Regions from separate parts of the Homo sapiens genome. Here region 1 is linked to region 2. The links are chromatin contacts, found by Hi-C or POLR2A ChIA-PET in ENCODE. All regions are on one chromosome and are shown on one strand. The core of a region is the stretch at or near the end of the contact, and the rest is flanking DNA. Distances in the headings are between cores, read along the strand shown.

Evidence for each region. A loop is a pair of places that touch in the nucleus more often than their neighbours do. ChIA-PET counts read pairs that join two places held with the same protein, here RNA polymerase II (POLR2A). Pooled maps may share reads with other maps.
Region 1: a loop to region 2 is called in a map of Calu3, with 2.0 times the contacts of the local background. The contact joins two enhancer-like sites. A Hi-C loop is called at or near these places in 1 of 168 maps with a recorded cell type or tissue (Calu3), 1 of 37 single-sample maps with no recorded cell type and 4 of 50 pooled maps. POLR2A ChIA-PET finds 5 or more read pairs at or near these places in 10 of 52 experiments (AG04450, CD4-positive, alpha-beta T cell, GM10248 and 7 more).

What each region holds. Positions count from the first base shown.
Region 1 is chr1:224,265,333-224,268,602 of GRCh38, forward strand. NVL (nuclear VCP like) reads right to left here. Exons shown (of 23, transcript NM_002533.4): 18 at 2,702-2,801. Among named protein-coding and RNA genes, the nearest start is that of MIR320B2, 9.9 kb to the left of the region's middle. Within about 2 kb of position 1,364, at least 2 of the 41 ENCODE cell types and tissues checked have a DNase peak (open chromatin) inside an H3K27ac peak, as active enhancers do.
Region 2 is chr1:224,167,404-224,171,048 of GRCh38, forward strand. No RefSeq gene overlaps it. Among named protein-coding and RNA genes, the nearest start is that of DEGS1, 14 kb to the right of the region's middle. RefSeq lists enhancers at 1,718-2,687, 2,688-3,645. Within about 2 kb of position 1,733, at least 9 of the 41 ENCODE cell types and tissues checked have a DNase peak (open chromatin) inside an H3K27ac peak, as active enhancers do.

The sequences.
Region 1 (3,270 bases), core at 114-2,613, 98 kb after region 2:
GTCTCTACTAAAAATACAAAAATTAGCTAGGCGTAGTGGCACGTGCCTGTAGTCCCAGCTACTTGGGAGGCTGAGGGAGAAGAAATCTTTGAACCCAGGAGGCAGAGGTTGCAAGGAGCTGAGATCACACCACTGCACTCCAGCCTGGGCAGTAGACCAAGACTCTGTCTCAAAATAAATAAATAAATAATAAAATAAAATAAACAAACTTAAAATATGGTGCGGGCTGTTAACGATAGAATAGGTTATTACAGGAAACGAAAGATTGATGCTGTGGTTTGAACGTATTCCCCAAATTTCACGTGTTGGAAACTTAATCCCCAATAAAACAGTGTTGAGATGTGGGACCTTTAAAAGGTGATTAGGTCATGAGGGCTCTGCCCTCATGAATGATGCTGGTTTCAAGAGAGTGGGTAAGTTATTACAGGAGTGGACTCTTGATAAAAGGATATGTTTCGCCACTCTCACTATTTTTTAAATAATAGAGACAAGGTCTCACTATGTTGCCCAGGCTGGTCTTAAACTCCCAAGCTCAAGCGATCCTCCTGTCTCAACCTCGTAAAGTGCTAGGATTACAGGCATAAGCCACCATGCCCAGCTTGGCCACTTTCTTTCTTTTTTAATGTCTACTCATTTGTTAACTATGTTTCTGTATGATGTTATTAATATACTGCACATATGACAAGTCATACATCAAAACCAGATAGTACAAACAATTAAACAGATAATAATTTTAGCATTTTCTGTCTCACCACTAACAGATATTAAGCCCATCCTTACTAATTTATGCTCCTCACTTTAAAAAGGATGATCATATACTGGAAAAAACTGGATCAATGTATTTCTTCAATGAGGCTTTTTTGAGAGAAACAGGGCCCTCATTTCCTACTCCCCAGGATCCCCCCTCTCTCTGCTTCTTTCTTCTCCAGACTTCCTCCAGTGAAACTAATCTTTTGCTATACAAAATGCTTTTTGGTAGGCTGAAGAAAACAGTTGTTTAGCTCAGGCAGTTGAGATAAATGTCCAAAGATAGGGTAAAATTAATTAAACTTTATTTGTCCACCTTTACTCATGGGACCATGGTTTCTTCCTGTCCAGGCCACTTTCCTTTTGCTCTCTCATGCATGCTCTTGTGCTCTTCTACCCTTTCGCCTTGGGGTGATGCAGCAAGAAGGCCCTTGACAGATGCAGGCCACTCAGCCTTGACCTTCCCAGCTTCCTGAACTAGAAGAACTGAATCTCTTTTCTTTTTAACACAAATTACCCAGTTTCAGGTATTCTGTTACAGCAAAACAAAACAGACTAAGACAAGCATCTTCTTGAAATATGTGAGAAAAGATCTGTATCTGCTTATGAAAGGGACGATGTGATTCTGTTCAACTCTGAGGGACTTTCTTCTAGGATGACTCTGTGATTTTATGACCTAATGACTGTTCCCACTACTATTACCAAACTGCTTATGAACATGATAACAATTACTAAATAGCTACGTGCTGTTTAACACCACTGTGGCAGATACATTACCAACATCATTTAACTTTTGTGGCAATCCTGCCAATTAAGTATTATCATCTTCATTTAAAAAGTGCCAAAATGATGGTCAGCAAGATAAAGTAATATAGTCCCAAGGTTACTATGGTATAATACAGAATATAACTGGTCTTTGCCCACCTTTCCTGGCATAGATCTTCAAAAATCCTTGCAATTTCCTGAGTGCCAGGAATATCTTTGTTGAGCTAATGTGGTGACGCATAGTGGCCCCACAGATAGCTTCGGGCAGGGGACTGATCACCAGAAAGATCAAGCATGTGATTAGAGTTGTAACTCCGAGCCATCTTCTGCACTTCTGTAGTCTTGAGCCCTTTTCTGAATCCCTCAAAGAATGCTTAACCTTGAAAACAATTTTCAGTAATTATTCAGGGCAGATATAGGGGCATGGCTCCAGCATAAAATCCTAAAAATCTATCTTTAACTTCTACTAGAGTGAAGAGTCTCGTTTTTGTTTCCTATAAGCTAGAGAGAAACCACAAAACACAAATTCTGAAAATACTTTTGTGGTCAAAAGTGTATGCTGGTCGGGTGCAGTGGCTCACGTCTGTAATCCTAGCACTTTGGGAGGCCGAGGTGGGCAGATCACCTGAGGTCAGGAGTTCAAGACCAGCCTGGCCAACATGGCGAAACCCCATCTCTACTAAAAATACAAAAAATAGCCGGGCATGGTGGCAGCACCTGTAATCCCAGCTACTCAGGAGGCTGAGGCAGGAGAATCACTTGAACTCAGGAGGCAGAGGTTGCAGTGAGCCAAGGTCATGCCACTGCATGCCAGCCTGGGTGACAGAGCGAGATTCTGTCTCAAAAAAAAAAAAAAAAAAAAGTGTATGCTGCAACTGTTCTCAGCCAAAAAGAGCTTTCTAAGCACCGACACAGAAAAGCAATCTCATGGGATCCAAGCAGTAATACTATACTTTTTACTATAGCTTATGCAAAAGCTTTCTAAGCCTTTATTTCAACTATGAAGTTTCCTTTCACAGAACCAAAAATGGATTGCCCAAATTTAATCTTCCTTTCCTAGGATGCATGTGAATTATATTGTTTATAAATGCTACTAGTTTTTACTTTTATTTTTAATTATCTGAATCTCTTCTACGGAAATGCTGTAAGTTTTTAGATTCATCTGTGTTACAATATTTTTATTTCTTACCTGGCCTGTTAGTGGCTGCCATAATAAAAACCTGCTGGCGTGCTTCCAGACCATCCATCTCTGTAAGTAGCTGATTCACCACTCGGACACTTGCCCCTGTCTAAAAAGACATAAATCTGGTTCCATCAGCTCTCAATACAAAGGAAAAATACCCATTTTCTTCCACATAAAAATAATACATTTCCCCATGCAAAGGAGATAACAATGATAATTTTCTGAGGCGTCACTATATGCAGACACTGTGCAAAATGTGTTCTCATCAGTGGACCTCCCCAGCAATCCTATTATTATCCAGTCTAAATGAGGAAAGTGAGGCTTAGAGGGATTATTTGTCCAAGTTCTCATCACTAGATAAAGGAAGAAATGAGACTCAATCTCAGGCTGAATGGATCCCAAGGTCTGATGTTTTCGAGTTACTCAAAGATCTAACCGTCACAATACACTTCCCTTGGGGCAAATCTACAGCTAGCTTTCGTTTCTTTGGTAGAGATGGGGTCTTGCTATGCTGTCCAGGCTGGTCGTGACCTCCTGGCCTCAAGCAATCCTCTTGCCTCAGCCTCCCAAAGTGC
Region 2 (3,645 bases), core at 483-2,982:
CGCCCAGGCTGGAGTGCAGTGGCGCGATCTCGGCTCACTGCAAGCTCCGCCCCTCGGGGTTCACGCCATTCTCCTGCCTCAGCCTCCCGAGTAGCTGGGACTACAGGCGCCCGCCGCTACACCCGGCTAATTTTTTGTATTTTTAGTAGAGACACGGTTTTACCATGTTAGCCAGGATGGTCGCGATCTCCTGACCACGTGATCCGCCTGCCTCGGCCTCCCAAAGTGCTGGGATTACAGGTGTGAGCCACCGCGCCCGGCCATGTTTTTCTATTTTTAAACCATGGAAGTGTATTCAACAATTAAACCAGCTGCTATAGACTGAAAGTTTGTGTCCCCGCAAAATGTATGCCTTGAAGCCTAATCCTCAAGGGGAGGAGACTAGGAGGTTGGGCTTTGGGGAGGTGATTATGTTCATGAGGGTGAAGTCTTCATGAATGGGGTTAGTGTTCTTTTAAAAGAGACACCAGGCTGGGTGCGGTGGCTCACGCCTGTAATCCCAGCACTTTGGGAAGCCGAAGCAGGCGGGTCACCTGAGGTCAGCAGTTTGAGACCACCCTGGCCAACATGTGAAACCCCATCTCTACTAAAAATACAAAAATTAGCCAGGCATGGTGGGGTGCACCTGTAGTCCCAGTTACTTGGGAGGCTGAGGCAGGAGAATTTCTTGAACCCAGGAAGCAGAGGTTGCAGTGAGCTGAGATCATACCATTGCACTCCAGCCTGGGTGACAGAGCGAGACTCCATCTCAAAAAAATTAATTAATTAATTAATTAATTAAATAAAAGGGACCTCAGAAAACTCCTTCACCTCTTCTGCCATGTGAGGTTATAGCCAGAAGACGGCCATCCACGAACAAGGAAGCAGCCCCTCACCAGATACTGAATATGCCAGTGCCTTGATCTTGGACTTCCCAGGCTCCAGAATTTTTTTTTTTTTTTTTTGAGACGGAGTCTCTGTCACCCAGGCGGGAGTGCAATGGCACGATCTGGGCTCACTGCAACCTCTACCTCCCGAGTTCAAGCGATTCTCCCACCTCAGCCTCCCGAGTAGCTGGGATTACAGGCATGCGCCACCATACCTGGCTAATTTTGTATTTTTAGTAGAGATGAGGTTTCTCCATGTTGCTCAGGTTGGTCTCAAACTCCCGACCTCAGGTGATCCACCCACCTCAGCCTCCCAAAGTGCTGGGATTACAGGGGTGAGCCACCACGCCCAGCCTAATTTTTGTATTCTTAGTAGAGACGGGTTTTCACCATGTTGGCCAGGCTGGTTTCGAACTCTTGACCTTGTGATCCATCCGCTTTGGCCTCCCAAAGTGCTGGGATTATAGGCGTGAGCTACTGTGCCTGGCCAGACTGTTTTCTTAAAAACCAAAAGCCTGGGAAGAAAAACAAAATATCTTGCAAATGTATTCTCAATCCCAGTCAATCCCCTGCAAAACTCAGACTCTGGAAGAATGAAAGCTATGCGCTCTTTTCTCCACTCATTCATATTGTTGGCTTCACACAGATAGAAAAAGCTACTTCATCCTGCAGAACTGCTCTATCAGTTCATGGTGTTTTCCTGGATCCTGGACCCCTGCCTTCCCCACCATGAGTCACCTCTGGATCGAGTCCATCTTCTATTTGGGATTTGGAACCAGACAACCTTTGTCCCTTTTTAGCCTCTGCTGCACTCTAAGCTGTGTGATCTAAGACACGTCACTCACATTCTGGAAGTATTCGCTTCCTCATACATGAAATGGGGGAAATTTCTCTAACCATAAGCCTGCGGTTTTGATTTCAGTGCTCACTAGTTCAAGACTTTTCTTCTTGCCTATGCCCCTTCACCCTCTTCCTTTGTCAATTTCCTTTTTCATAAGCTGTGGCTGCTGGTGAGTAAAATAGTCATCTGAGTACAACTGCTTTTGCATGAGCTAGACTTGGAAGGGTGCAAATGGAAGCAGATTCATTTCTTCTCAGTAACTGCTCTTTTAGACTGTCCTGTTGCATTGTTCTGCCCTGATCCCAGAAGGAATCTCAGGCAGATCCCAGAGCCTTGTAGACTCTCCTGGTCACTAACAAATTAATCACCTTTATCCAGTTATTAAAAAATCCAGCCCGATCCGAAGAAAGACTTTATTGTCTCAATTGATTAAAGCTTCTTTCCTCTTTTTTTTCTCTTTTTTTGAGACGGAGTCTTGCTCTGTCGCACAGGCTGGAGTGCAGTGGTGCGATCTTGGCTCACTGCAGCCTCCACCTCCCGGGTTCAAGCGATTTTCCTGCCTCAGCCTCCCAAGTAGCTGGGATTACAGGTGCCTGCCACCAAGCCCAGCTAATTTTTGCATTTTTAGTAGAGACGGGGTTTCGCCATGTTGGACAGGCTGGTCTTGAACTGCTGACCTCAGGTGATCTGCCTGCCTTGGCCTCCCAAAATTCTGGGATTACAGGCATGAGCCACTGTGCCCTCCCGCTTCTTTCTTCTTTCTGTAAGTCAGGCCTGAGTTGGACTTCGGAGAAGCTTTGAGTTGGGCTTCTCCTTTTCAGTGGAGAAGGGCAGGAAGGAGGATGTCTTCCATTTATTCTCTTTGCTTTTCCTCCTCCCCCTCCTGCAAGACTCTCTGCTGTCTAACTCAGTGGGGAGGAGAGACAGAATAAAGAAAAAAAATCTGCATTACTGGTATGGTTGGAATCTGTCATGTGTGTCTCTTGGTTGAGGCAGAGATCACACTTTGGGGCTGTTTTCCCCAAGGCATTTTCCACTGTTGTTGTTGCTTTCTTTTTCTTTTTTTAAGAGATAAGGTCTTGCCCTATCACTCACTACAGTCTTGAACTCCTGAGCTCAAGTGATCCTCCTGCCTCAGCTTACTGAGTAGCTGGGACTACCATGCCTGGCTAATTATTTTTATTTTTGATAGATGCAGAGTCTTGCTACATTGCCCAGGCTGGCCTCAAACTCCTGGCCACAAGCGATCTTCCTGTCTTAGCCTCCCAAAGTGCTGGAATTACAGGCATAAGCCACTGCTGTCAGCCCTCCATTGGTTTTTAAATAATCTCCTCACGGGTTACCTTCACCATGAATTTTTCTTCCAAGTTACCATACAGCTGACTCATAGGAACCCCTCCTTAGCCCTAGGTATCTGGTGGTAAATGTTCTTTCAAAAAGAAGCATTAGGATGCATGACCTATGAGGCCATAGACAGCAACCAAATCTAGCCCTTGTCAAACGGTTACACATCTGGTCCACCTATACCTGATCAACCTGGCAGAAAAGCTACTATCAGCAGAGACCCTCTGTCCATACTCAGTGACCACGGACAGCTTCTGATTTCCCCTCACCTTTAGGCATGCTCAAGTCCAAGTCAGGTACCAGTCCCTGTGTCTCTCCAAACACAAAAGTCAAGTTGGAGGAATGGTTCTGAGAAACTCTTCACTTGGCTGTAATTAACAAAGCAACAGTTCCTTCTGCCACCAGAGGGTGTGCAGCAAGGATGGGCAGCACAACCTGCTACCAACTCTCTCTAAAGAAATTCTTTTCTCTTTTTTTTTTTTTTTTTTTGAGACGGAGTTTCACTCTTGATGCCCAGGCTGGAGTGCAATGGCGCAATCTTGGCTCACTGCAACCTCCGCCTCCCAAGTTCAAGTGAGTCTCTTGCCTCAGTCT